7 separate regions of the Mus musculus genome follow, and all the other regions are linked to region 1. Evidence: chromatin loops called from intact Hi-C (ENCODE). Cell type or tissue: heart. All regions are shown on one strand.

Region 1 (4,000 bases):
CCCTAGTCTCCTTTTGTATTATTTATCTCATTCCATAAGCTATTCATCAATCCATTATTTATTCATCTTAACATTAAGGTAATTAAATATGAGCTCACCGGGAAAAGCCAAGACTGCAAGAGACAGGGCTAAGAATATGGAGAAGAGGGTCATTAGAACGTCTGCAGCCATTGATTTGTGCTGCGTGAGGCTCCCCTTAGGTGACACCAAAGAGGGCGCCGCTTCGCAAGGTCCTGACTTGGTCACCACCCTTTTCAGCACCCCAGTTCCCTCCTCCCGACCCCACCTCACTTCCCACCTCTCCGGGTCCTTCTCCTCCCACCACTTCTTATCCTAGGCAGCACTCGGTAGCTTCGCCCTCCCCACGCGGGGCGGCAGGGTGGCGCGGCTTTGCTGCCGGGCCGGGCGGCGCGCAGGCTGGCCAGCTTCGGATAGGCGCCGCTCGCAGCCAATCAGCGTGTCGGGGACGCTGCGCGCTTTAAGGCCGCTGCGGGGAGAACAGAAACCAAGTTCCCCGGCAACCAGCAGCATCCACCCGGCGGCAGGCGGGAGCCAGCGAGGCCCAGAAGGCTGTAGAGAACGCCAGCCACTCGGAGTCTAGCTCACCCCTACTTCTCTTCGTCTTCCTTGGCCTCCCACCCGCCGAGGTTCGACTGGTCTCTTCGCCCGCGCCAAGGCTAGGGAGGGGGTTAGGAGCAGCCGCGCCCCCCTCCCCGCGGCAGCCGCCCCCTGCTCTCCCAGCTCTGCTCACTGCCGCGTGCGCCCGGGCCCGTGCGCCCCGGCAGCGCCAGCCATGTCGATGCTGCCGTCGTTTGGTTTTACGCAAGAGCAAGTGGCGTGCGTGTGCGAAGTTCTGCAGCAAGGAGGGAACCTGGAACGCCTGGGCAGGTTCTTGTGGTCGTTGCCCGCCTGCGATCACCTGCACAAGAACGAGAGCGTGCTCAAGGCCAAGGCGGTGGTCGCCTTCCACCGCGGCAACTTCCGCGAGCTCTACAAGATACTGGAGAGCCACCAGTTCTCGCCTCACAATCACCCCAAACTGCAGCAGCTGTGGCTGAAAGCGCACTACGTGGAGGCCGAGAAACTTCGCGGCCGACCCCTGGGTGCCGTGGGCAAATATCGGGTGCGCCGAAAATTCCCGTTGCCGCGGACCATCTGGGACGGCGAGGAGACCAGCTACTGCTTTAAGGAGAAGTCTCGGGGCGTGCTGCGGGAGTGGTACGCGCACAACCCCTACCCCTCACCGAGGGAGAAACGGGAGCTGGCCGAGGCCACCGGCCTCACCACCACCCAGGTCAGCAACTGGTTTAAGAACCGGAGGCAAAGAGACCGGGCCGCCGAGGCCAAGGAAAGGTACGCGGCGTGCTTGCCCAGGCTCGGGTGACCCCGGGAAGTTTCACCCTTCGCTCCCTTCTGCCCCCCGCAGGCGTCGCCACCAGCTTCCTACCCGCCGCCACCCGGCAGAGGTCCGTGGGGCGGCACCCCGGCCTCGGCGACGCTGCTGTGAAGGTTCATGAACTCTTGAGGTTGCCTGTTAGGGACTGGGTCGCGTTTGCGTGGAGCACTCGCGCGTGGGTTTCTTTGGTGAGGGAAAGTGTGGGGAACGGTCGGCGTTGGGTTTGTTTCATGCCCTCCGGGCTGGCTCCGGCGAAGAGAAGGGATGGCCAGGGAGTTTGTAGATCAGAGGAAACGGGGGTATTGCTTGGTATCGCGAGGGAAGCTGTTCGGTACGGCGGAAGGTCTCGAACCTCCGCTCTTTCGCTCCGTCTTGAAGCTGGTCTGAGTCGAACGCTCGGCCCCCAGTACCTCCCGGCTCTCTGCTCATTCTCTCCGGCTAGTCTATGGAGGAGAGTTCTGCTTCATTTCGCGCTAGTTGGACAAAGGGAGGAGTCTTGTAAAAAGAAATACCCTGGAAAGGGGACACTGGGGGTGTCGCTGCTGGGTGTCCTATCAGAGGCCCCAAGCCGGGAGAAGACTGCCGCCTGCCGCGCTCCCTCATGCTTGGCCGGGTTGCTTTCGCTGGCCCCGCCGCCGCCGCTGCGGGCGAGGAGAAGGGCTCCAGTCGCTGGCTTCCCCCTCCCGGGAGCACGGAAGCAAAGCTTTAAAAAAAGAAAAGAAAAGAAAGAAAGAAAAAGAAAGAAAGGGGAAAAGTCTCCCTTCTCCCCTCCTCTCCTCTCGCAGACGCGGCGGTTCCTCGGCCCGGGAGGTTCGTAGCGGAGCTTCTGGCCGAGGTTCGGAGGAGCGCGGGGCGGAAAAGTTGGGGAGCTGGGCACAGAGCCCCGCTGTGCTCGCCTTTGTTCACTGTCAGCCTGGGGGCCGAAGATCTGGCTTCCAGGATTCCCCCTGGGTGGGGAAACCACAGAGCCTGCCTAAATTCCGGGGAAAGGGGCTCTCCGGAAGAGAAAGACGGTGCTGGGAAGGGAGTGTGCAGGCGGGCGAGCGCTAGGCTCCGGGTGGCCGCCGGCGCTGGAAAGGAGGAAGAGCGAGCAGTCCTGAAGTTGAGTGGGACCCGGGGACCCGGGGACCCGGTGCGGGGACGGACTGACACTCCGTTGTGCGGGGTCGGCCGGCGCCCAGCCGGGGCGGGGCAGCGAAGTTTGCCCGGCTGAGAAAGGGTGGGAGGCTCTGGATTGTGGGCGAGCAGCTCAGAGAGGAGAGCAGGAGGGGCTGGGGAATGAACTAGGAGTAACGAAACAGGGATTGCTCGGCTCCAGCTACCCTTTAGTTTACAAAACGGCCGGTCCCCAAGCCAAGCGAGGGCCCACTCCCGGGTGAAATCCGAGAGACTGGCTAAGCTCCCTGTGTTTACTCAGGTCACTGGGCCGCTCTGGGCACGACTTCCCATGACCTGTCCTAGGTCTCTGGAACCCCAGCCTCCAGACAGGGGCAGGGAAACTGGTCATCTAATTGTTTCCTCAGATGGAGGCAGGCAATTGACTTGGGTCAGAGCAAGCATTTGTGCATTGGGCAGTTTGTCTCCCGATCATTTCGTTATTGCAACAACCATTTGTCGGAAGGCTTCCAAACAGTTACTTGGAACTATGGGGCTGGTTAATAGGTACTTAAACATACAAAGCTGAAAACATTTTTTTTTTCTTTTTGGCTTATTTTAAATAAATCTGGTTCACCCGACTGTGAGACGTACAGTAAAGTAAGGAACTATCTCCCAGCAGCCCCCCACCCCCATTTCTTTAGGCTGCCTCTTCACCTCCCCCATGACCCTTGGGGCTGGGTGGGAGGCAGAGCGCCTCCGTTTGGGTTGGTGACAGATTGCACAACGGCCCTTTCCTCCTCCCAGCCCCCCTTCTTTCATCTCACACTTTTTAAAAACAGCAACAAAACAAAACAAAACTTCTTTTTAACCATATGGCGTTGTCCTCTATTTCTCAGGGAGAACACCGAAAACAATAACTCCTCCTCCAACAAGCAGAATCAACTCTCTCCTCTGGAAGGGGGCAAGCCGCTCATGTCCAGCTCAGAAGAGGAGTTCTCACCCCCCCAAAGTCCAGACCAGAACTCGGTCCTTCTGCTCCAGAGCAATATGGGCCACGCCAGGAGCTCAAACTATTCTCTTCCAGGCCTCACAGCCTCCCAGCCCAGCCACGGTCTGCAAGCCCATCAGCACCAGCTCCAGGACTCTCTGCTGGGCCCACTCACCTCCAGTTTGGTGGACTTGGGTTCCTAAGTGGGGAGATATTGGGGCCTTGAAGGGATGGCCGGAGCAGCAACCAACCGCAGCAATCTAGGGGACACTTGTACATAGAAGCCAGGGACAATTCTGCAGCTTGTTTCTGGGGTTCTTTGCGCAGAAAGGAACCACAGGCTTTCACAATTGTCTTTTTAAAAATTACAACCAACAGCGGTCTCAGTTGAGCATCCTCTCCCTCCTCTCCAACTCTTAATACCCTTGCATTTCCCCTCCCACTAAAAGGTCAGGAAATAACAAAAACAGCCAGGCTTGGTTCTGGGCAACCCAGGCATCCTTTACAGTAGTCCCTTA
Region 2 (4,000 bases), 68 kb before region 1:
TTTAATGGAGAGCAGTTAGGTTATGTATCAAATATCTCAGCTAACCAAGAATAAAGTGGTAGAAAGAAAGAAAAAAGAAAAAAAGAGCCGGCGGTGGTGGCGCATGCCTTTAATCCCAGCACTTGGGAGGCAGAGGCAGGTGGATTTCTGAGTTTGAGGCCAGCCTGGTCTACAAAGTGAGTTCCAGGTCAGCTAGAGCTACACAGAGAAACCCTGTCTCGAAAAAACAAAAACACAAGAAAGAAAGAAAGAAAGAAAGAAAGAAAGAAAGAAAGAGAGAGAGAGAGAGAGAGAGAGAGAGAGAGAGAGAGAGAGGGAGAGAGAGGAAGGAAGGAAGGAAGGAAGGAAGGAAGGAAGGAAGGAAGGAAGGAAGGAAGGAAGAGAGAGAGAGAAAGGGAAAAGGAAAGGGAACAGGAAAAGGGAAGGGAAAAGGGAAGGGAAAAGGGAAGGGAAGGGAAGGGAAGGGAAGGGAAGGGAAGGGAAGGGAAGGGAAGGGAAGGGAAGGGAAGGGAAGGGAAGGGAAGGGAAGGGAAGGGAAGAAATGGGAAGAAAGCAAACCTCACCAAATTGAAGTGACAGCAGGTGACCTGAACAGCTGCCTGACAACATGCTGAAATAGGCAGTTATGAGTGACTGGGAAGCAGAAACACTACAAGGCCACCCTGAAGTAAAGGTTAGGGGGAGGACATTTAGCTGTTAAGAGTTTGAGAAGAAGCATATGCAAACAAATTCAACTGGCCCACAGTAGCCAGAGACAGGCTCACCATCCCTCTCTGAGCTAAGACCTCATGCAAACCATGAAGGACAGAATCCCAACTGAAGATAGCCACATTGCACCTCCTCCCTTCAGCCTCAACCCTGGCGGAGCAATCCTAGCAAGGGTTGCTGATTCTGTCCGGATCTCTTCCAATAGACCCGCATATAGAGATGGTGTTCTTCCCAGACCTATCTATCACCTTCAAAGAGAAACTATTTATCCATTCCAGCACCACATCGTGTGTGTGTGTGTGTGTGTGTGTGTGTGTATGTGTGTGTGTGTGTGTGTGTGTGTGTGTGTGTGTAGGGGGGTGCTGATGGTATCCACATTTTGAATGTTTCTACTATGGTAAATAGATTTATGCCCTAGTCCATTATAATTTAGCTCTCTTCTATACTACTTACCCAGTATAAACATCCAGGTTTATTTTCTATATGCTTATTTGTATTAGGTCCATCTCAGGGTTTCTGCCTTTTTTTTTTTTTAATGCTTCTTGCCTTTGTCATCTCGGTGGGCTACACACACTGCTCATTTCAAGGTTTTTCAAGATCTCCCCCTCCGGAATTTTCATTACTACCAATGCTTCTCTATCAGAGCATTCCTTAGTGCTGTTCTTGACTCTTGAATACACATCCTTAATAAAGACATCCCTTAGTTTGGGGGGTGGGGGGAGGAGGTGCTGGGGAGCTTCGGAATTAGTCTCTGAAGTTTTGTTATCTACATACTGAGGGTGGTCTCTTTGTTAAAATTTTAGCTGTCCAGACTTTAAGGTCACGCGATTAGTATTCCCTTGGGAATCACTGGGCCTTTCTTTGAAAGAGCTGTCCAATTTTCAGGCCACACTAAATAACTGCCCATTCAGAAGCTTGGCCAGAAAAGAATGTCGGTGTTTTCCGGCAGGTAAAGGTGCCTGGGGGTCAGGGAGAGAGGGAAAGGCAAGGGGTGGAGTGGGAGGCGGGTGATCGACAGGGATAGAAACGGTGTCTCCTCCTCCCACTGAATGCGAAATAGCCAATGGGGTGGCTCGGCCGGGCCGGCCGGGCGGCCAGTGCCATATAGTATGCAGCAACCGGAGGAGTCACGTTGGGGGAACGGCAGAAAGCAGCTATCCGTTTACACTACTTTGCTCTAGCAGCTATCTTAATGGTGACTGCGTGGCCTGGGGGAAACCTGATCGGCCAGATCCAGCCGAAACCGGGAGGGAGGGAGTGGGCTTTCCGGAGGGGGGAGGGGGAGGGAGGCGAAGAAGGAGGAGTAAGAGAGGGGGAAAGAAAGAGGAAAAGAGTGCGAGGGAGTGAGGGAGGGAGGAAAATAAACAACAAAAAATGTCCTCTTCCTCCCCCACCGGGCAGATTGCAAGTGCGGCGGACATCAAGCAGGAGAATGGGATGGAAAGCGCCTCGGAAGGACAGGAGGCGCACCGAGAAGTGGCGGGGGGCGCGGCGGCTGGGCTGAGCCCCCCGGCTCCAGCTCCTTTCCCCCTGGAGCCGGGGGACGCCGCGGCTGCCTCCAGGGTAAGCCGGGAGGAAGGGGCAGCGGCGGCGGGAGCGGCAGATCAGGTACAACTCCACTCGGAACTTCTGGGCAGGCACCAGCACGCAGCCGCCGCGCAGCCCCCACTGGCCTTCTCGCCGGACCATGTCGCCTGCGTGTGCGAGGCGTTGCAGCAGGGGGGCAACCTGGACCGCCTGGCCCGGTTTCTTTGGTCCCTGCCCCAGAGCGATCTGCTACGTGGCAACGAGAGCCTTCTGAAGGCGCGAGCGCTCGTGGCCTTCCACCAGGGCATCTACCCTGAGTTGTACAGCATCCTCGAGAGCCACAGCTTCGAGTCGGCCAACCATCCGCTGCTGCAGCAGCTCTGGTACAAGGCGCGCTACACCGAGGCCGAGCGAGCGCGCGGCCGGCCGCTGGGCGCCGTGGACAAGTACCGGCTGCGCAGGAAATTCCCCTTGCCCCGCACCATCTGGGACGGCGAGGAGACGGTGTATTGTTTCAAGGAGAAGTCGCGCAACGCGCTCAAGGAGCTCTACAAGCAGAATCGCTACCCCTCGCCGGCTGAGAAGCGGCACCTGGCCAAGATCACCGGCCTCTCCCTCACCCAGGTCAGCAACTGGTTCAAGAACCGGCGGCAGCGTGACCGAAACCCCTCCGAGACCCAGTCCAAAAGGTGAGCGCCAACTTTCCTCCTCCCCCTTCCTCCCCCCACCCTTTCCCAGCTTTCTTTTCCTCCTAGCGCTCGAAAACATGGCGCTTACCTTCCCCACCAGCCTGGTCCGGCTGCCCACCTCTCCCCGCCCCCCACCTCGCTTCCCTACCGGGGTGGTAGGGGGGACGACGGTGGCAACGAGCGGGCGGGGGATCCTCCCTCCTAACCCTCCCCCTCCTGCCCCCAGAAGTTTCTGGTCGCCCTCTTAGGTCCAGTCCCCGCCCCCACCTCGGCTGGTCACTGCTGCCCGGCTTCCCACCCCCATCCTGCTGCCTTTGAAGTTGCCACTCTCGCCTTGGTTCTTTTAGGGAATGTGTGCGCACGCTGCCGGCAAGGCTGCTCTCACGGCAGCTCTGGGCCCGCAGGGGCTGCCGGCGCCGGCCGGGGTCCCTGCCTCCGCGGGGTTACCCGGAGCCTGGAGTGCGCACACGCTCCAGGGTACCCAGGGTTCGACTGAAGCCCGGGCTTGCCCTGGAGGTCACCAGGGGCTCTCTGGAAGGAAAAGGAGAGTTAATGGAGACTAGTGGCTCAGATGGGGTCTGGGGACGTCGAGGCTTTAATATGACAGAGTTAATCATTTACCCTGCCCGCCGCGGTTCCCATCGCTGCTAGGGCAGCGTGGGGTGTGGGTGCTGCTCGTCTCTGCGGTGTTTTGAAACCTGATTCTGAACAACTTCGGATCGGGTTACAGTGCCTCAGAGGTGGCAGGACTGAAGGACAGTTTCTTGGACCCCCTAACACAGCATGATCCCCTACTGACTTTGGGAATAGGAGACAAGCCGGCTGGCATAAGGTGGGCAGCAGGAAAGAAGTAGGGGAGCTATCCACTCAGTCCTCCTTCAGCCATCCTACACACACACAGACCCACACACACTCTCTCTCTCTCTCTCTCTCTTTCGTATAAAATGCAGGGTTTTTGTTTTGTTTTGTTTTGTTCTTCTCTTTTGTGTCTGCTAGAGTCAGACCCTTGGCTGTGTGTGGGTGTTTGTGTGTGTGGGTGTGTTGTTGTTTAGGTGTGTAGTGGTTGTTGTTGCTGC
Region 3 (4,000 bases), 240 kb before region 1:
CCCTATGGACCCCAGTCATGTCTGACCAGGAAAGCTGCTTATCTATCACATGACATCCTAACCACTTACCTTATCTCCAAAGCTTCCCCTAGCAACAACCTGCCCAAAAGGGACAATGCTCAGTGGCCTTCCCTTTCTTTTTTGTGCCCTATAAGCCCTTGGGTTCTGATTCTTACACCAGAGCCCCGCTTTGCTGGTGCTGTTTTAAAGCCCACGCTATCTTAGAGCCCCGGGGTTCCTTTCTTGAGGTTCCTACATGAATGCCCACCCCCTCAAGCCATGCATGACTGTAGGGAGCATTCCTCCAAAGCACAGAACTAGATAGGCACAAGGGGAACAAAACAGCATTAAAACCCCAGAAGTAATCCAACTAGAAATTGTAGACCGGTAACTTCTGGAATCAAAATTCCTTATCAAAATGGAACCGTGTGATGACAAAATATGGAAACAGGCCTCACCTAAATCCAAGGATACCCGTGTTAGCCATCACATACGCCAAACCAAGGATGCCGCTTCCCATGATGGCGTTCATCACGTTAAAGACGGAGAGACCAAAGGAAGCACCGGAGGATCCCTGCCTGTGAGGTTCCTGGAAACACACCATTTACCCACATTAAATGCCTGAGGAAGGAAGTTAAAGTGTGCTGAGCCATTCTACACACTTGAGGAATCGTGTGAACACTAATTAACCAGGACGTGGCTAGTTCTTTCGCCCATGTAACACAGGCTAGTCTCATTGGAGAAGAGGGGATCTCAATTGGGAGAATGCCCTAAAGAGACTGGCCAAGACACGGCCTGTTTTAGGTGGGGGCATCCCTGAGCAGGCAGGCCTTCCTGGGGATGAAGGAGAGCAAACTGAGCAAGCCAGTAGGGGCAAGTCAATATTTCCTCCGGGTCTCCCGTTTCAGTTTCTGCCTCCAGATTCCTGCCCTGACTTTCCTTCAAGACGGACTGTAGCTGTAAGATGAAATAAGCCCTTCCCTTCCCAAGTTGCTTTCCGTCATAGGAGTTATTACCCCAAGGAAAAGCACATTTGGACATAACACTTGTTCCTTTCCCTCCGTTCTGACCTATTGGTGCAACTCAAGGAAACGAGTCTTCCAGGAAAATTACTTCCTCCCATGCAGGGCCCAGCTGGCTTCAGTGGGAGCCACAGCCTTGTGACTTCAAGAGATCAAGATAGGGTGGAGACAGAGGAGGAACGGGCCTCAGTCACGTGCTTCCTGAAGAATCCCAGTGTCAGCATGGAACTTCTGTCCCTAACTCTTCTTCCTCAAGTACGAGGACCGCAATAAACTAACCTTTTGTTTATATGCCTAATGAATTAAGTCGATTAGCAGGAATATCTTACAGGGACAACATAAACCAAACCATCAGCTGTTACAGTCCAGGGATTCATAAAAAGTGGAGTGGCAGGACTGGAAAGCAGCTCTGAGTTAGGGAGTTTTTCTAGCATGCCCAAGGCCCTCCTAGGCTGGACATTCAAGACCGAAGAGGCTCCGGGGCCCCCGGGCACACACAGCCCACTACACCGGCTTTAGGTTAAGGACGAGCAATGTGCACATTACCAGAGACCTCTCCTCATCTTCACTTACAGGGACTTGAGTATTAAAGTGCCTATAGCTCATCTTTCCCTTGGCCCCATGATTAAATCCAGAAAAGAAACATCGTGTGATGTTCTTGCAAGACCTCACAAGGCTAGAGGAGACAGAGGCGACAATGACACAAAGCAATGGTGAGTCACAAAACCGAGGCTCATCCCGCTGGTGTTCCAAGCCTCTCACTATTGACTGAGTGCTCCATGCTGCTGCCACATTCCAAACTCGCCTGGGGTCAGTGGTTCGGGCCCCACCCCAGGGTCAGTCCCCTGCAGTCCAAGGCTCCTCTTGCAAGCCCTGAAAGATACCGAAGCGCACAGGAACCCAGCGCAGCCAGTAAAGCCCACTTACGTTGCTTAGCAACGGACTCCACTCGTCTGCAGCCACCGCCTCCTCTGGCTGCTGGGCAGAGACGTACCAGCCTGGCTCCGCTTGGATGCTGTGCCGGGACGCCTGCATGGTGCTCCGCGACCGACTGCTAAGTAAATCACGGAGCCGCTTCCCCTAACCCCAAGCGCCCCGGCTGAGCGGCTTCAGAGGCGGAGCTACGGGCTTGGCCCTTCCGGGCTCTCGTAGCAAATCGCGGGCCCGGAAGAGAGGTGCGAGTCCACAGGGTCGGACTCTACGCTGCCTTCGCGGCCAGCAGTGATGACGTCACCAGCCTCCGACGCCCTATTTCCGAGCTGCACCAGAGCATGAGGTGAGGGGTTCGGGTCTGAAGCCGGCCTCGGGTGACGCTGGCCCTGGAAAGGTGCAGCTGGTGAGGGGGCAGTAGTGTCCCGGGTGATGTAGAAAACCTGACGGTACCGCGGCGGGACTCGTGCTCTTCTTTCTTGCCCAATGAGCGCAAAAAGGCCACCAGGTCATTCATCTCCTTGTCCACCGGCCGCTAAGCCGAGGCCGGAGCCCTTGGGTAGGGGGCTGGTCAAATGCATGGTGAGGGCTGATGCACCCAGTGGTAGGATTGGATAGCATGAGAAGTGCCGGGATTAGGTTCCCATTACCACAAAAATCTTTTCATAGTTTAAACCACATATTACAGATGGAAAACGGACGCCTACATTTACTTCAAACAACACAGTAAAGCCTTGTCAAAATACTGAAGCTTTTAGTTATAGGCATGGCATATGGCAGTACACTATGATAGACATCCTAACAGTATACTAAGGTCATATGGGAAGGGACAAATCTCATGTATCCAGACCAACCTGGAGGATGACTTTAATTTCTGATCTGCTTTCTGAGTGCCTGCACCACTGTGCCCAGGCTATGTAGTGCTGAAAGCCCATGAATTTGCTTGTGCTTGCTAGGTACACTTCTAGCTAAACTGTATCCCCAGCTTTCAGGTCATTTTTAACCAAGCTTTTGTTTTTTTTTTTGTTTGTTTGTTTGTTTGTTTGTTTTTGAGGTCTGGTCTCAAATGCATCCCAGGCTGGCCTTGAACTTTTAATCCTCCTATTTCCTCATGCTGAGATTACAGGTAGGCACCACCATGCCTGATATTATGTGCTGTTAGGGATGACCCCAGGACCTCATGCGTGCTAGGCAAGCTTTCTACCAGTGAGCTACATTTTAAGACCTTAATGAACGTTTAAGCCTTGCCAAGCCACTTAGCAGCCACATAACTTTGGGTGATTAACTTACCCCTTAGCTTACAAACTTCATAACACAGCTTCTGATACAACAGCCCGTTGAATAAATAAAATAAGATCTCCTAAGAATATCCCAGTAAGTATTACCATTGGTGGCATCACATATAGTGATCATTTCATTTAGAGATGACCCTTAACTCAAATTTCATACTTCCTATTCTATGTGTATTCTGTCGAAATTTGTGAGCAGAGTTCTTTGGGTATAGGGAGATTGCTAGACCACTAATTTTTCTGTTATAGGGGCAAATAGACTGAAAATGCAAATGTATTATTTACCAGGGACAGTGATCATTCTAACCTGCAAGAGAGACTGCCCTCCCTTGCCATCCAAACCTTTTGTCAGCACTTGGCAGGTGACTTGAAAGATAATTTATATTTTCATCCTCAAAAGCCATTGTGAATGTGTTCACATGTAGCTTGATGGTGTTTGGTGTTTTGTTTTGTTATTTTCCCCAGAATCGTATGGAAGCTATTTGGATTCTCAAGAAGACTTTTGCAAGTGGAATGGTGTCACCCCAGTGAATCAATATTGTTGTTTACCCTGGTGCCGAGACTTAGGAAAGCGCCTTCTGTTTTCTTGTTGGGTCAAAGACAAGGACTCTCAACCATGCCAGAAATAGAAGCAAGTGTGAGAGATAGTGAATTATTTTCACCACCCTCTGACGTTCGAGGAATGAGAGAACTTGATAGAACAGCTTTTAAGAAGACAGTGTCCATCCCTGTGCTTAAAGCGAGGAAAGAAGTAGTCAA
Region 4 (4,000 bases), 280 kb before region 1:
GACAGTTATCAGCCATTACAAATCAGTTAGTTTCACCACATTAGCCGAATAGGTATTCTTTCCCCTTTGTTTTGAATGAAACTATGCTGGAAAGAAAATGAAGAATGCTGTCAACCTAGTCAAGACACAGGAATTGAAAAATCACATGGAAAAGCGATGGTTCCATCAGGAAAGCACTGAGACAGAGACGTCTGGTCAGGCAACAGCAGGTAGAAAAGTCTCACTACTGCCTGAGGTCATGGGAGTCATGAGTTTGGACACAGAGGAGCAAGGCTAGAGAATGAGGACACTGCTCACACTGAGCACAGCAAGCATCTTCCATGCTTGGCTACATTCTAAGTGATAGGAAGTTCTTTGCACACCTTTTTCATACTGACCTGCCAGGAAGCCATGATTTCGCCCACAGAGATTGGGAGTCCTGTGCACACATTTGCTACGTGGGTGCTGGTGCAAACAGTTGGTCTGACTTGAGGGGCTCGCTCTATTACAAGCTAGTTTGCCCTGGGCAGGTGGGGGAAGCCATCAGCCAAAGCCAAGAAAAATAAGAAAACTCTGTCAAAGGGCCCTCTCTAGAATGAAGCCTTTATTTATTTTTATCAGCATTTAAGCAACAAACAGCTTTTGGCTGCTGAGTTCATCAGCTGGGCTCAAAGAAAATAACCATCTCTCTAATGAAGATCAAAGTTTTGCACCACACTGGAGACATCCTGCTTTGTTAATGGAGTCCATTTGGGGCTGTAGCCCGTTTGTTGGAGTAACTGGCTCAAAATTCATGAGCTTCATGCCAGGACTTCATAGTATCTGCTGTCATTATTTAGTTGCATGTCAGTAGAGGCAGAGCTGCAAAGAGAAAGTCTCCTATTTGCATGTATCAGAGATTTAACACATCACTGAAACCTGAAAGAAAAGACAAAAAGCAATCCCCTTCCCCTGTGTCTCTAAGCTTTAGAACTAGCGCTCCCCAAGCAACCTGAGATATTTCTCCGTTTGTCATTAGTTAACCACATAACTTTAAGAAAGAAAAGACTTGACTGAGTTTGGGTCTAAACAATCATTTGTCTAAAAGACAATCAGTCATGTTGTCAGGCACTTAGGAGAACATGCATGAAGCTGGGATGACATTCAGCTATTTTAAAAATAGCACTGGGTTCTCAGCACTCGCGGGGTTGGGGGTGGGGAGCCCAGCAACGCTCAGAGGTTAGTCAGAGGCCTAAACAAACAGAGGCACTATGGTTTGTCTTTCCATGGTTTGTCTTTAGTCATGGATAATAACTACTGTATTCAAGATGGCTCATTAACCTGGTGTTTCCACTAGATTTCTAAATGCATGGAAATTTTAGACCCACTCAAACTGTATCAGTCTCTTTCTTAAGAAGAATCCTTTTTTTTTTCCCTCAAAATCTCTATAAAACAATGTAATTTCCCTAAGTTGTGCAAAACTGGAAAAAATTTCACATGGTGGAAAATGTTACTTCACTGTCCTAAAAGAGCCCTTATTTTACAGTTTGTTAAGACCCTAAACCTAAGCAGGACCAGAGAAGCAGGCCTAGTGGCTAGGCTCTAGAATTCCAGTGACTCGGGGCTGATATCAGAGGATCAAGAAGTTCAAGGCCTGCTTGTCTCTAACAGAAGGGAAAGGAGGGCTAGGGGAAAAGCCTGCTTAGCCTGCATGCAATCCTCAGACACACACACACACACACACACACACACACACACACACACACACACAGAGTCATCTATTTTTAAAATCTTGTTATCAAACGTCAACTGAAATAACTGCTAATGCACTGCTTTTGAAATGATGTTACTACTAAATTTTGTCAAGGCAAATGCCATAGTGCCTCTGTTTGTTTAGGCCTCTGACTTGTGAAAAGGGACTCCTCTCAAATTTCCCATACTTCTAGACTTTTGCAATATTTTCTAGAATTTGGAGATAATACTGTTCAGGTTTTAAAGCAAAACAAAACAAAACAACCAACCAACCACAAAGCTGCAGTGTGCCTGACCAGCAGATGGTGGTGTAGCAGCACTTCCAAGCCCAGCTCCTGAGGGACAGGCCAGACCTGTCCCTGTATCACTACCCTGGGCTCCTCCTTCACAGTCATAAGAAGAGGAAGAACACAATATAAGCTGTCTAACATTTCATCATGGACTGTGGTTGTTTGCTGGGTCTTGTCTGTAAGATGCAGACTCTGAGCTATCTTAGTGCATAGGCAGCTGTGGTTCTCCCACACCTAATAGCCCGAACTGAGGCATTAATCAAGGCTGCTAACGTCTGTGGATTCGGTGCCAGACTTTCCAGTCCGGAAAACTTGGGCCATCCTAGCCATTTCGGGAGGTTCCCGTGAAGCTAGGTTTCTCCTGACAACGTACAGCGAGTCAATGGTTAATCTTCTGTGAGGCCCTAGGAGCTAAGCCATGAAGACTCACATATTATAGAAGTAGAGGAAGTTGGCCCGCTGCTCAGAGCCACTCATGGAAATGTTGTGAGTTGAGCAAGATGTGTGAATTAGGAACATTAAGTGGCTCTGCTTTAGCCGTGGACTTCCAAGAGTGAGTAGGACTTTCCTTGGCGTAACTGAGCTGAGGGGAGGTTTGCTGTTTGATTTCCAGTGACAGTGCCGCCTACGGAATGGTCTACCACAGAAGTTTAATTTCATGTGAAACTGACTATTTTTCAGATGGTGGGAAGAGTGAGTAATGAAACAGCAGGCGCTGTGAGAACAGCTGGCCTTCCCACCACACTACTCGGTCCTCTTAGAAGGTACTTCAGTAAGTTCAAACCCAGCACTCGCATTCTCTTGCCAGCAACAACATTCAACATTAACGCTCTAGGATGGCTCCTTTCTCCCTCTGGCCCAGCAGAAACTTTCTCACAGCAAACGCTAGCTCTGCTGAAGGCAGGGGACACAGAGAGCTACAGCTGGTCCTCGCCTCATTCAGGCTCCAAATCACTGCTGAGAGACCAGATCATTTTCTTATGGCTCTCCATGTTCTAAAGGCCAATAACTCTAAAACCTTAAGAGCCCTAAATGTCATAATTGGCATTTTCACAGGTTATTGGAAGGAAGCCCCTACCACAGTCACTTTGGTAAGTCACACTGGTGCCTGTGGTCAGCGTGAGTGCCTGTTTGTTTATGACTATGGTAAGGGAATAAACCAGGCCTTCACCAAAGACCCACAGAATAAGTAGTCAAATGTAATTTATGAATTTATGATCATTTTGCTCTTGTTTTTCCTTTTAGTGTTAGGGATTAAAACAAGAAGGTGAAGATGTTTAAACATTACATAGCACAGAACAGAAGTTGGGGCCACAGGAGATATGCATGACATATATTTTGTGAAAAGTCTTTAACTTAAAAAGAGAGCGAGAAGCTGGGTGTAATGGCTAACAACATTTGTCAACTTGACAGGATCTAGAACTCCTGGGAGACAAGTTTAACTGTGGCTGAAAGAGCCACCCCAGGACTGTGGACAGTGTCACTCTGTGGGAAGGAGTCCTGGATTAAAGAAAATGGGGACAGAAGGGGAGCACCACTAACCCCTGCTCTCCACTTCCTGACTGTGGGGCACTCTGTCAGCAGCCTTAGGGTACTGACTGTGGGGCACTCTGTCAGCAGCCTTAGGGTACTGAAGCGCTACCTTCCCCTCCAGGATCTTGTCCCCTGGAGCTGTAAGCAGAGATAAAGCCCCTGCTCAGGTACTTGGTTGCAGCATTAGGTAAAGTAACTAATATATTAGGTGTGGTACACTCCTGCAATCCCAGTGGTGAACATCTGCAATCCCAGTGCCCAGGCACCAAGGCAGAAAGACTAAGACTCAGAGGCTAACCTAGACTGCACAGTAACAACCTGTAACACAAAAAGGGAAGGGGGAGAGACTGAAAGAGTTAGGAAGCTTTAAGACATGACACCTAACTAAAAATACAGACTCTGCCCCATTAATGCCTAAAAGAATTGACATGCCATGGCACCTTCCCCAAGAACCACATCAGAATCTA
Region 5 (4,000 bases), 410 kb before region 1:
AAGACACCATTGACAAGCAAAAGCGTGCAGAAGTACAGACGGCCCCACCAAGCTCCATTTGTTCAGTGGCAAATACACAGACTGGATTCATTCAGTGTCATCAAGATCAAGGGTCCAAGTCACAGTGTAGCACATCTGCCTCCCAAGGAGCTCCCTGGAAATGTTTCAAAGGGATTGGCTGCCACAGAGAGAAGACTAAGAATGAGAGGGCTGCCTGAGCCTCCCTCCGGCTGCTCTCCTCCGTGCTTCTAATGCTTCTAAGCCTTGAGAAGCCATTGGGAACCTGGGTGGTTGGCTTGAGTCTGAGAAGGTCCAAGTGTCCTCTGTCAGCCCGTGTGCATCCTTAGCAGTCTCAGAAACATCCCGGGCAGAATTTTGTTTCATGGCTATCATGCATACTTTTCCACAGATTGATTTCGGGATGGGATTATAATTTCTGCATTAGCTTTTCTTAAATATCACGTGGATAATGAACCAATTTGTTCGAATGGCAAATAACTCCTACTTATGTTAATAGAATTCAGCTGATCCCTAGTAAGGCAGTATCTATCACACCTGCCAAGGTCTCTCAATCGCTCATCCTGAAGGCCACAGACCTAGGGACTGGCCTGGACCATAAGTACATTGCATGTTCTACTTCTCGTTTTAAGCAAAAAATAATAATGAAAACAGTTTATTTCATGTCCAGGTAAAGAGGCATACATAGGCCACATTGTGTATGGCAGGTTTTCTCTATGAATATTTAATCACCGGTCTGCCTTAGTTCCTATTTTTGGATGACCACTTACCAGCACTTTTCCTAGCCCCTGATGTGTGAAATCCAAAACCCCTTTGTTGGAACTGTGGCTAAACACTCCTCTTACCCTTCATAAATGTGCATAGACATGCGAGTGCATGTGAAAGTCTAACTTACTGTACAGCCATCAAAGGTCTGGCCCGACCACTACAGGTTCTGTAGGTGTCTCGGGTGTATGGAGAGAAGCCTTTGAAAGAGTAACTGAGATCTTCCCAGCAGCCATGGAGGTGAATTGAGCCATCTCTCCACTAGTGATTGACAGGGAGGGGGAGGGGAATCAAGGAGTGTCAGCAGCACTTGGAGAACCAGGTTAGCTGAGATGTAGGCAGGATGAAGAAAGCGGGTGGGAGGTGTCAGAGAGGACTGGGGGGGCTCTGCCTTCCTGGCCGTTTGGCTTTTAAAGGCAGTGCTAGACCAGTGGGTCTTAACCTGTGGGTTGTAACCCCTTTGGGGGTCTCATATCAGATCTCCTGCATATCTGATATTTATGATTTGTAACAATAGCAACATTACAGGGATAAGCAATGAAATAATGTTATTAGCCATCTCCCTCCACATTTCTTTTCTCCTTCCTCCACTCCTGTCTCTCCTCTCCCTCCTTCCTTATTGCCATGGTTTTTGCTCGGAGGCTGCCTGTCCCTCAGAGGACTAGTGAGTGGAAGTCACTTGGAGGTCAGTTAGGGGAACAGGGCCCTGAGGACCCAGCCAGACGGTGAGCTTTAGAGAGCAGACAGATGGCCAGGGTGAGTGTTGGGGGGAAGGGTGTCAGTGAGTGTTGGCCCTGCCTGAACCCTCATCAAAAGGTTAGCTAAGCAGGGGGCTATACTCCCTCCAGCACTAGAGAGGCATCTCAGCCCCTCACTCTGGTGGGCTCTAAAGTTCTGTGAGATGCTGGGATCCTAGCTGCATGCTATAGTTCATACCTTTAGCACTGGTTTCCTCCCGTCTTTTCATGTTGCCCTCCTCCTTAGCAGTGCTTGCTCTGAGCTTGGGTGAGACCTTCCCCAAGGGCTCCAGGCATTCTGGTCTCCATTGCTCAGCTTGTAGTGCCAGCTTCAGCAAAGCTACTTAAAGGCAAGCCCAGCATGAACTCCAGAGCTCTGCTTCTGGGTCCTTGGCTCTCAGCTGCTCCTCAGTATGGCCTTCCTTCCCTTTCCAAATTAATGCTTTTTTGGCTGCCAATGGTGCTTTTGTAAGAAACAGCCCCAGATTCATTAATCCAAGCCAAGCCGCAGTGAAGCTCATCTGTCAACGGTGTTCTCTCTGTTTCTCTGCCGGAAATTTGAAATCCTATTGGATCTAGGATGTGGATTTTCCTGGCTCTAGACACACTTTTGGAGTCTAGAATTTACACGATGAGGATTTTTTTTAACTACCTCTTTTTATTTCGTTTATTTATTTTTATGTATTTTTATGGTTTGCCTCTAAGTCCTGCTGACACATGTGTTACCTGTGGGGACCAGAAGAGGGCATCAGAACCCTTGAGACTGGAGTTGCAGACAATTGTGTCTGCCACGTGGATGCAGACAATTGAACCCGGGTCCTGTGGAAAAGCAGCCAGTCTTCTTGGCTGCTAAGCATCTCTCCAGCCCCGTGATGAGGACTTTTAACCTAGATGACCTTTAGAGTGCCCAAAGGGACAAGGAACACTAAAAGACCCCTTCTTTCCCTGTCAGCTCCACATCCTGCCCACCCTTTTGGGAGAGAGGAGGTGTCACCATGGGGGATTGTGCAGTTCCAAGTTAAGACCCTGTGGTTGATGCTGAGCTACAGAAGCCCGGGCGCCACTAATGGGCGTGGCCTTTTCCTACGCACCCACCTCTCCAGCAGAGGATGTTTGCAGCACCTGGGCCCTGAGCATTCTGTTAAATCTCAGATCTAGGTTAAAAACTCAAAAGAGTTTGGATCAAAGGCTCCATTTGACCACTGTTGCTCTGCTCAGTGAGTTTCTCCTCCATTGAAGCAACCCTCACAAGGGCAGGACATTCTGCAAACGACTCTGCCTCGTATCTCTAGTAACCGGAACAGAAAGGACCATGGAAGGTACTCGATGAGTATTTGTGATGGAAAGGCAAGCCCAACAGCTCCAAGTCTTGCTCTGCCACCACAGTAAGAGGCAGAAGGGCGAAGTCTGTCTGGGTTGTTCATCTATCCACTGGTTACTACAGTGACCACTTCTTCCGGCCCTACTTCCAGATCATTTCTCCCTTCTTAACACCCTTTCTTTCCATTCTTTCATGTCTTTAACTCTCCTACTAATAACACAAACGACCCCATTCCCCCCCCCCCCCCCCCCCCGCTTGCCTCTGGTGAGAAAAGAGAAACCCTCCGAAAGTGTGACTCAGAGAAATGAACTGAAATGTCATCCAAGGCCACTGGGAATTCCTCAGCCATGTGTCAGGGACCCTGTGCTGAGAGCCTGGGCCTCAGTCAAGACAGAAGGTTTCAAAACCCAACACCCTGAGACCTCTCTCCACCTTCTCCTCCCGGCCCCGCCCACATTTTTCCTGCTTGGTGGTTTCTGTGCTTGGCCAACTTGAGTGAAGGTTCCGCTTCCTTTCCATCAGTGTGCGATGGACTCCAACAGCCCTGCAGGCCACGCCCCACTGCTGCAGCTCCCACTCCAGCAGCTGTAGCTGCCACTGCTCATAGAGGATGGGGAGACAGGAGCCAAAGCCGGGTTTCACCATGGGCTCCTAGCCAAGGTGCCTCAGATTTTCCGCCGCACCTGGAAACAGGACCCGAAAAGCACAGGTTAGAGAGGAGACACGGCTGCTCGGCTGCTCGGTTCAATAGCCTCATTCATGAAATTAAACCAAAACAAACCCTGTAGCGTTTAGAACACTCTGTTTAGTTTGTTCTTTCTCTTCTCCTCGGATATTTGTAGAACAGGTCCCAGGGCATGAATGTGGAAAGAAATGAGGAAGAACTAGGAAAAAGAGGGAGGGAGAGTGGAAGGGATGGAAGGAGACCTCGGGCTCAGCCAAGCACAAAGACACCCATGGAAGAGAATTAATCCCGCCCTCCTCTCAAATGTGACAGGCAACGACAGGTTGAGAAATTGCTACCCCAGGTCATGGGAAGGTCATTGACGAGTTTTTCAGGTTTCCAGTAAGTAGGAAAATGACCGGGGCAGCTAAACTTCCCGCAACCCTGACTGAGAGAAGCTAACCTGGTACTGATGGGCCCTCAACAGATCCCAGG
Region 6 (4,000 bases), 100 kb after region 1:
TCCATCATTTTACTAATTAGTTCATTCTGTCTTTTCTGTTTGACCTGGGATCACAAAGATAAGAGATAAATTTTGCCAATAAATGTCTCCATTTTCTGGCTCTGGATCATTCATAGCTGAAATGAGTTTCGGATGGAGCTGGATTATAAGATTGAGAGCCATGAATTTTCCACTGAAGTGCAATCCTGCTAGGCTGATTCTAGCCTATTGTGAGGCGGGAGAACCTCGGGTGCAATTATGGTGTTGCTTTCTGAAACACTCTGTGTTTAAAAACAACAAAACAAAACCTCACTGTGTAGCCAAGGTTGGTCTGAAACTCACCTTGTAGACCAGGCTGACCCCAAACCTCCAGAGGTCTGCTAGTTAGAGTCACCACCACCAACCAAGGCACAAAATTAAGGAGATACTCAGTTTCAGGTCGCTAGGACATGTCACTCACATGACCAGGAAAGTGAACAATTTCTTAATATTTGCATTCTTGATGCCTTTTATTTTCCCCCTCTGGAGGCCCAAACTGCTCCTTGTCACCCAAAGAATCGACAGGGACTTTAGAAATCAAAAGATATAGCTTTACCATGGAAGGCTTTCTTGAGCCACTGAAGAGTATTTGTTTGACTTGGGAATTACCTGTTTGACCACAAAAGCTTCCTAAACCTGTCCATCTTTTGCTATGAGAGTTTCAATTTGCAACAATTTTCTAGCTATGGAACAAGTGGACTCAGTGATGACAATTTTAAAGCCCACAGTAGCCAACTCTGCTTAAGTGACATACAAACAAATATGTATACATGCATATATACATTCAAACACACACTCATACATACATACATACAAATGTACATATATACATACATGCATGCATACATACATACATACATACATACATACACGTAATACATCAGCCCTTTCTCACGTCCTGGGCTTCCAATAGCCACTTGACCACCTATTTTCTTTCATAACTCCAGTTTTCATTTGTTTGGTACTTTAACATTTTTTGCCTTCAGAAATTTTTAGCAGGTGAGAGGTGAATTAAAAGAACTCTAACTGGCTGAGATTTAAAGATCAATATTAAAATTTGTAATGTGCAATCCATTTCACTAGGCAAAGCAAAATCTTAGATAATATGGATATTATTTACGTTCTTAGTGCAAAAGTGGTAGAGTGTGTACGTGTGTGTATGTGTGCATGTGGTATATGTGTGTGTATGTACAAAGAACAATTACATGCTAAGAATATTTTATATTTTAATGAAGGCTAGTCCCAAGGCAACGAACTTCCTGATGAATTGTTTGCATGTTAAATGTAGAGCACTGATTTAGAAAATGCCTGTCATTTCTCTGTAGCATGCTTTCTGGTCAATATAAAGCCTGCATACTGTCTCCTATCTTAGTATTTCTCCTGGTGAAAATAATTTAGTTGACTAAAACCCATTTCTGAAGCAGGAAGATGCTAGCCTGGTTAGTATCAACCTCTCCTATCTTTTTAAATGGTCTTAATAAGACCTACAGCACTTAGTAAGTATTCTACCTGTGCTACATGCTTACCTTGAATGACCATAAGTTTCTGAGTGGGAGAGTACCTCAAACAAAATGGAAACACTTTTTAATCATAAAGCCCTCGTGTCTTGGCATTTTTGTAAAATACGATTCATTACCTGAGTCTAAAATTTGTCTTCTAAAATTGTTCTTGAAAATCACTAACACTTCATAAAAATGATTAGGTGGACAAACCATGATCACCTGTGTGGCGAATGTAGAGCGCTGCCATAGATGGCATGTTCATGTTCCAAATTCTGGGTTTAATATGGCAATGTGCATATGTTTATGTATACACATGCATACATTTTCATACAATCCGATGTGGCGGTTAGTTAGCGGTTTATCTGTGGCTGCTTAAAATATAAATATACTGAGATGTCAGAGGATATAGAGAAGTTGGAGAGACAATTTGAATAAGACTCCATGCTGCGTGCCCAGCAAAGGAAATAAGAGTGATTTTTAAAATCTGAGATAGCAGCTCTCTTAATTAAGAAAGGTTATCCACCAAGTTGTTTTATTATTTGGCTTCTTCACACAGAACGCGTGAGCTTGCTCATTCAAAACAGCAAGTTCCCCAAGCTACAGAGAAACCTATCATGGAAGTCTTTTAAATAAGTAAATAAACAGCATATATATGTTTTGTTTTGTTTTTTAAAAAAGAAACCTTCAAAGCAAAAGTTATACATATATATAACAGCGTCCTTTCGAAGTGAAATACCCGCAGGAGACTCAAGGGCAGGCTCTCAGAGTGCAGTTCTGTTCCAAAGGAGTCTTTGCAGCCAGATCCTTCAGGAAAAGCAATGCGAAGAGAAGTAGCATTGGGTCAGGCCTCACCGCATGCCCCAGAGTCGCGATGGATTCTCGCTTCTAGAGCCTTTAGGCCCGCGGGTCCCTGGCCACGGGGCTTCTGCCAGCGCCGTATTTGCTGGTCTTGTCCTCTCTCTTTCTCTCTCTTTTTTTATTTTGTGTATCTCATTTTTACACTGGATTCTAAGTGTGATGAGTGGGCAGCTCAGATGTCGCACTCACTGTCGCTGGATGTGATGGAGATGGCCGAAGTGGCCGCCTTGCTCGACAGACTGGCAGCCGGGCTGGAGGCGACGCCCAACACCTCAGGCGTTCCCTCACCCTCCGAGCGTAGCACCCGCCCGGGGCCCTGCGACAGAACCTGCTGCTGGAGTCTGGAGGGTTGGGGAGAAAGGGACACTGGTCACAGCAAGAAATCAAGCCGCCACATTGTACCCCTTTTCTCCGACCCGTCTACCTCCAGCTCCTTGTTAAGACTCTTATTCAGACCTTGACAAGCTGGGGAAGGTGAAGTGACCGGGTTTGGACCGATGCACCACAGCTCTTTCGCGGAATCCTGCCGTTGCCCCTCTCTGTCTGTCTGTATGTCTGTCTCCTTGTTTCTCAGCTCACTATGAATTCCGCCTTAGCCTCCCCAGATCTTTCTCATTTGTCACCCAAATGTTGGGAGATTTACTGGAGGATTGTCAGAAATCCTCCAGCGCAAAGCGGGACAGATAAGGCTTCAGGATACGAGATTCCTTTTCTAATACTACATCTCCCTATGGGTCATGCCTGAGGCTAGAGGATGCTTGAAGAGTTTGGGCCTGAGTTGCAAGCTCCAAAAGCTGGCGAATGAAAAGCATAGGCCGACTAGCTTGCTGGGTGGAGACAGGATAGTTGTCATGAGGAAACACGTCTTTCTGCCTCTTAGAATCTGAGACTCTCTGAAAACTGAAACCTTTTTCAGAGCATCAGGGAAGGATGCAGCCGGGATTTAAAAATAGAGCTAACTAAATAGGCTTCACTTGATGAGAGCCTGGGTCCATGCTAGTAAAAATTAGCTTTGGGCCTCTGGATTTCTGATTGATCCTGGGCTTTTAATCTTTCTCCCTCCCTCCGCCCCCGTTTCCCTAACTACAGCGACATTTTAGTTTGGTGACCCACATCAGCTGCTGCAGTGACCCCCAAAACCCCAAGAACCAGGGGGGGGGGACGGTGGGGAACCAGGAGCCTGCATAGGAATCTAGAACACAGTGGGCTCATAAACCCAAGACAGACTGCATTCCCAGCTCCCTTTGAATTTGGGTCCCTGGACACCAGGTAAGGGCCAAGAATGCCTCCTCCCGCCCCATCCCGGTGTGCACCAAGCCTAGAGGCCTGCTGGTACTGACCTGTTTTTGGCTGCAGCTGCCCGGTCTCTTTGTCTGCGGTTTTTGAACCAGTTGCCCACCTGTGTGGGGGTCAGTCCGGTTGCCTGGGCGAGCTCTCGCTTTTTGCTGGGGTTGGGATATGGGTCCTGAAGGTACCACTCTCGAAGCAGGTGCCGCGTGCGCTCCTTGAAGCAGTGAGTCTTCTGTTCGCCATCCCAAATGGTCCGCGGCAGCGGGAACTTCTTCCTTACTCGGTACTTGTCTACTGGCCCTAGGGGCCGTCCACGCAGCTTCTCTGCCTCC
Region 7 (4,000 bases), 160 kb before region 1:
TAGCATGAATCACCTGAATTAACCCTACTTTCAAATATTTATAAACATGTACAAATTAATGTGCCACAATATGGACTTATAGCCATTAATTATAAAGTATAAGGTTCTTATTTATGTATTAATATATAGGTTCTTTTAAAATGAAAATGATAAAATACCATTGGCAGAAAATATTTACAATCTATTTCTAAAATACATTTAGACTTAGGCAAGCTACATTGGTACTGAGAAATAAACTCTAACTCTTATACATATATATTTTTTCTTATATGTTTACTTTTCTTTGTATACTAAGTAAAAACAAGCTCTTCCTCTAACAGAAGTCATCAACAGAAAGTGATGACTTGTCAATCACTATAAGTTGTATATACTTTGAGATATGATCAACAAGACTATTTCAACTAAGAAGAATAACTCCTAGCAATGATGAAATAAAGTGCCTTTAGGGAGCCACTTGGCTAATCAGTTCTTTAAGCTGCATTTCACTGAACCTTTGACAGCAAGCACTTCATGTTTACTCTATGGATTACAAAAGCAGCATACAGGAGTCACAGTCCTTTCAGGCTGGCCTCTGAAAGCCTACATATCGCTCAGCATAAGTGCAGCTCACACAAACACAAAAGCATCTAGCCTGTCACATGGCTTGCTTTAGGTTTTGTTTTTTGTTTTAATTCTGGGGGATAAATCTAATTTTATTCTATAGACTTCATTTTATTAAAAAAATGTAAATTGAAGAGATGTATACTTAATAAAACAGTAACCTAAGAGCAATGAAAAACCTAGCTTTCAAGTGCTTCTAAATTTTACAGCTTGGTATTTTAACGCTGGTAAGTACTAACATATGACCAGTTGCTAGGACAGGTGCTGCTGCCAATCAGCTGCCTTTGCCGAGACACATTCTACAGATTACCACTTAATCTCCCACCAACAGCAACGGCTGCCTGTTGCATCGATAAAATCACCACTGAAAATAAACATGGTCACCAAAACAAGAAAAAGTACTCAGATATAACTTTGGGCAAAACCCAGCTCAGCCTAGTTCTGCATCTCCTTATTTCCTTCTATTAAACCTCAGGCTCCCTTGCCTGGCTCTCACCACCTCTCCACAGGCTGTTTCTGATTTGTCTCTTCTAAAAATTTAGATAGATAGATAGATAGGGTGTTTCCTTTGCTGCTGTTGATAACCTGATCCTGTTAAAATCAAGAGAAATGGGATTTAGTGAGACATGCACCTTCTGACCGTCTCACGACATCTGGTCTTGCACTGGAACTCACCTACAGTCCCCTGTTCCCATCCCAAGAAACTGTTCTTACACAATATCTCAGCCCACTGAACACAATTGGAACCACCAAATAAAGCACCTTCTCTACATCAGGGAAATTACGAGAAAATGACTCTGAAGATCTTTAAGACCTGCTACAAGGTGCTGTTGAAGTTACTTTAAGTACATCTGGAATCAGACTGAGAACCGTACTCAGTTACTTTTATGATCTAACTATACTTTCAATGCCTGAAGTCAACCCTGATTGTTAAACAGCAAGTAGCACTAGGTTCTCCGGTGATTTGAAAGCCACTCTGACTCTGTTGCACATGCCTGTGACCACTGTGACCTCTACAAAGCAGTTGTGCGCTTTGCTGTGGTGCAAATCCTCACAGACAAGTTGAACCTGTTCTCTTTGGCACTGAGCCCTTTCGCTGAGCACACAGCTGAGATTTATTATACAAGGGGAACTGAGGGGCATTCTTACACAACATTTATCCTTCACATATAGCCAAGTCTAATCTTTTACAACCTTTGAAGGCTTTTAAAGAAACAGTCTCTTAATTACAATGTTTCTTATTTGTCACTAATTGCAAGACATATTAAGATTCATTTGACATTGGGAAAAAGCTAGCACACAAAGCTATGTACTAAAGATTGTGAAAATTAGTCACTTAACATACATTCGAAGCAGTAGCACTCTTAATCCTCAGATCCTCAAACAATTACCAGCCTTGCTGTCTTTACAAGGTAAAGGCGATAAAATCACTTTTCTAGCCCTGTGCTTTACAGACTACACGATAAGAAAATAGGTTTGTTTGTTACTGCTTTTAATCTCACATCACTCATTGGTCTTTTAAAAACCAGAAACTTTCCATTCTTTCTGACTTTCCTTTGGGAGTGGTTCTCCTGTGAGCCTCCACACACTCTGTACCTCAGCTTAGAGCATCCTCAGCGGCTCCTCCTCGGGAACTGATTATTCTCTAATAACAGGAATTACCACACTTGATCATTGATCTAGCAAAAAGTACTGCCTTGCTGTAAAAAGATAGGAAGTAAGGACAAACGGGCAAACCTCCCATGCCGGCAGAAGTGATCTACCCTCAAAGTCAAGTTCCAACTGGCCTCTCAGTGGCTGAACACCTTAGACTCTGAGTGACGCTGAGTCAAGTGGGCATGTCCTTGCTGTACTATTTCATTTCAATATTCGCGTTAACACCAAGTATACAAACTGGAAAGTACCCGTAATGCTTTTCTGAGTACATTTTTAAATAATTTACTATTAAATTATTTTGTGGTTTAAAAAAAAAGCTAAGGACATTTGTAGGAATTAGGGGTTCCCTAGCAAGTAAACTAGGCACATTCACAAACAGCACCAAATATACTTTGTCTCCAGCTAAAGAAGAAACCCCTTTCATTAGTTTACCATTGTTATTTCAGCTTTTAGAAAAGTTTTCTCCAGCAGTTTCTATCTCTATTCTGTCTCCCTCCAGGGAATTAAAACTTTAGGAGTTTGGGCCATTTGTCATTCACTAAACCAAAACAACACCTTTTCTAGAAAATGTGGGCTCTCCGAGAATAAAAGTATTAACTTTAAGTGGTTTCCCATCTGTGTATGTGTGACAACAACTGAAGACAAAGAGACCATGAGTTTGGGAGAGAGCAAGTGGAGGTTCACAGGAGAGAGGAAGGAAAGGGGGAGGGGGAAATGATTCAGTTATATTATAACCTCAGAAATAAAAAATAATAATAAAAATTTTAAGTATTTTATGGGCATTACAACTTGAAAAAATTAAGTATATAAGAAAATTATTATTCACCTGAAATATTCACAATATGAATCTATTCTATATAGAACAACATAAATATTGATACTCATAAAACAAACCAAACATATATAAAATGACTCAAAAACTGGTCTGAAAAACTGGAGGGGTGTGTGTGTGTGTGTGTGTGTGTGTTCTCTCATGTACATACATGGGTGTATCTACATGTATGGCATATGTGTGGGGACCAAAGATCAATCTGGGTGTCACTATTCAGACTCCATCCAACTTGCTTTTTGAAACAAGGGTGTCTGACTGTCCTGGAACTCAACCAATAAGGCTGTAGAAGCAATTTTTCCTTCACTTGCTTTGATTCTTCACACCAAAATAGCTTTACCAATATATCTTCTTTCCAGGAAGAAACTAAGTCTACTGTCTACTTGCCTATGGCATTCCATAGACATGTGTCTTTAAAATAATGCAATATTAAAAATACAGACTTTTGACTGGGAAAATGGTTCCATGAGTAATATGCACAGCACCAGGAAACTACCCAAGCACTGAGAACGGAGGGGACTGAGAGAAGAACCCCGGGGGTTCTCTGAGCCAGCCAGTCTAGCTGAAATAAGTTAGCTTCAAGTTCAGTGACAAACTGTCTCAAAAGCTGAGGTGGAGTGCAATTAGAAGAAGACATCTGACATCTACTGGCCCCCACATGTACAATACAGAGAGAGAGAGACAGAGAGAGAGAGAGACAGAGAGAGAGAGACAGAGAGAGAGAGACAGAGAGAGAGGCAGAGAGACAGAGAGAGAGAGAGACAGAGAGCAAAACAGAGAGAGACAGAGCGAGAGAGACAGAGAGAGACAGAGAGACAGAGATGGGGGAGCCTATGCAATCCCAAAGGTCATCATGAAATGTATGCTCTGAACAAAGATGAACAGGGACTTTTATTAAGTCTCAGTTTTGCTTAT

Evidence for each region. Peaks named below come from ENCODE experiments on the same cell type or tissue, not always from the same donor. Only the 100,000 strongest peaks of a DNase experiment are listed, where the experiment ranks them.
Region 2: it touches region 1 in a loop (2.9-fold over the local background); 22 of 42 quality-filtered maps call a loop at or near these places.
Region 3: a loop joins it to region 1, with 2.2 times the contacts of the local background. A loop is called at or near these places in 10 of 42 quality-filtered maps.
Region 4: it touches region 1 in a loop (2.2-fold over the local background); 10 of 42 quality-filtered maps call a loop at or near these places.
Region 5: a loop joins it to region 1, with 2.5 times the contacts of the local background. A loop is called at or near these places in 5 of 42 quality-filtered maps.
Region 6: a loop joins it to region 1, with 4 times the contacts of the local background. A loop is called at or near these places in 12 of 42 quality-filtered maps.
Region 7: a loop joins it to region 1, with 2.2 times the contacts of the local background. A loop is called at or near these places in 6 of 42 quality-filtered maps.

The regions. Positions count from the first base shown.
Region 1 is chr12:73,043,220-73,047,219 of GRCm38, reverse strand. Six1 (sine oculis-related homeobox 1) reads left to right here and starts at 508. Exons shown (of 2, transcript NM_009189.3): 1 at 508-1,353; 2 at 3,391-4,000. The coding sequence starts at 794. The coding sequence ends at 3,685. It overlaps Gm51264 (predicted gene, 51264), which reads right to left and starts at 1,335; the gene lies at 1,272-1,335. In heart, CTCF peaks have their summits at 480 and 2,019; DNase peaks (open chromatin) are centred at 449, 1,839 and 2,509; H3K4me3 peaks cover 3,721 bases; H3K27ac peaks cover 2,305 bases; H3K27me3 peaks cover 2,749 bases.
Region 2 is chr12:73,111,267-73,115,266 of GRCm38, reverse strand. It overlaps Six4 (sine oculis-related homeobox 4), which reads left to right and starts at 2,022. Exons shown (of 3, transcript NM_011382.3): 1 at 2,022-2,924. The coding sequence starts at 2,083. It also overlaps a transcript of Mnat1 not described here. In heart, no CTCF peak of the experiment used is centred here; DNase peaks (open chromatin) are centred at 1,786 and 2,816; H3K4me3 peaks cover 2,675 bases; H3K27ac peaks cover 2,639 bases.
Region 3 is chr12:73,284,982-73,288,981 of GRCm38, reverse strand. Trmt5 (TRM5 tRNA methyltransferase 5) reads left to right here and starts at 2,271. Exons shown (of 5, transcript NM_029580.3): 1 at 2,271-2,298; 2 at 3,707-4,000. The coding sequence starts at 2,294. It overlaps Slc38a6 (solute carrier family 38, member 6), which reads right to left and starts at 2,134. Exons shown (of 16, transcript NM_001037717.3): 1 at 1,950-2,134; 2 at 459-589. The coding sequence starts at 2,057. In heart, no CTCF peak of the experiment used is centred here; DNase peaks (open chromatin) are centred at 1,171 and 2,141; H3K4me3 peaks cover 2,330 bases; H3K27ac peaks cover 2,091 bases.
Region 4 is chr12:73,322,994-73,326,993 of GRCm38, reverse strand. All of the region lies in intron 5 of Slc38a6 (solute carrier family 38, member 6), which reads right to left. Among named protein-coding and RNA genes, the nearest start is that of Slc38a6, 38 kb to the right of the region's middle. In heart, a CTCF peak has its summit at 2,009 (motif pointing right); DNase peaks (open chromatin) are centred at 1,153, 2,043 and 2,633; H3K27ac peaks cover 2,625 bases.
Region 5 is chr12:73,448,616-73,452,615 of GRCm38, reverse strand. It overlaps Gm33929 (a long non-coding RNA gene), which reads right to left. Exons shown (of 3, transcript XR_001780532.2): 2 at 3,969-4,000; 3 at 3,269-3,524. It overlaps Gm34080 (a long non-coding RNA gene), which reads right to left and starts at 2,039. Exons shown (of 4, transcript XR_381684.3): 1 at 1,720-2,039. In heart, a CTCF peak has its summit at 2,257 (motif pointing right); DNase peaks (open chromatin) are centred at 1,825 and 3,335; H3K27ac peaks cover 945 bases.
Region 6 is chr12:72,940,346-72,944,345 of GRCm38, reverse strand. It overlaps Six6 (sine oculis-related homeobox 6), which reads right to left. Exons shown (of 2, transcript NM_011384.5): 1 at 3,719-4,000; 2 at 1-2,719. The coding sequence ends at 2,551. Among named protein-coding and RNA genes, the nearest start is that of Six6, 2.5 kb to the right of the region's middle. In heart, no CTCF peak of the experiment used is centred here; no DNase peak of the experiment used is centred here; H3K4me3 peaks cover 201 bases; H3K27me3 peaks cover 3,578 bases.
Region 7 is chr12:73,204,110-73,208,109 of GRCm38, reverse strand. The region is part of intron 6 of Mnat1 (menage a trois 1); the gene reads right to left. Among named protein-coding and RNA genes, the nearest start is that of Gm23910, 60 kb to the right of the region's middle. In heart, no CTCF peak of the experiment used is centred here; a DNase peak (open chromatin) is centred at 1,669.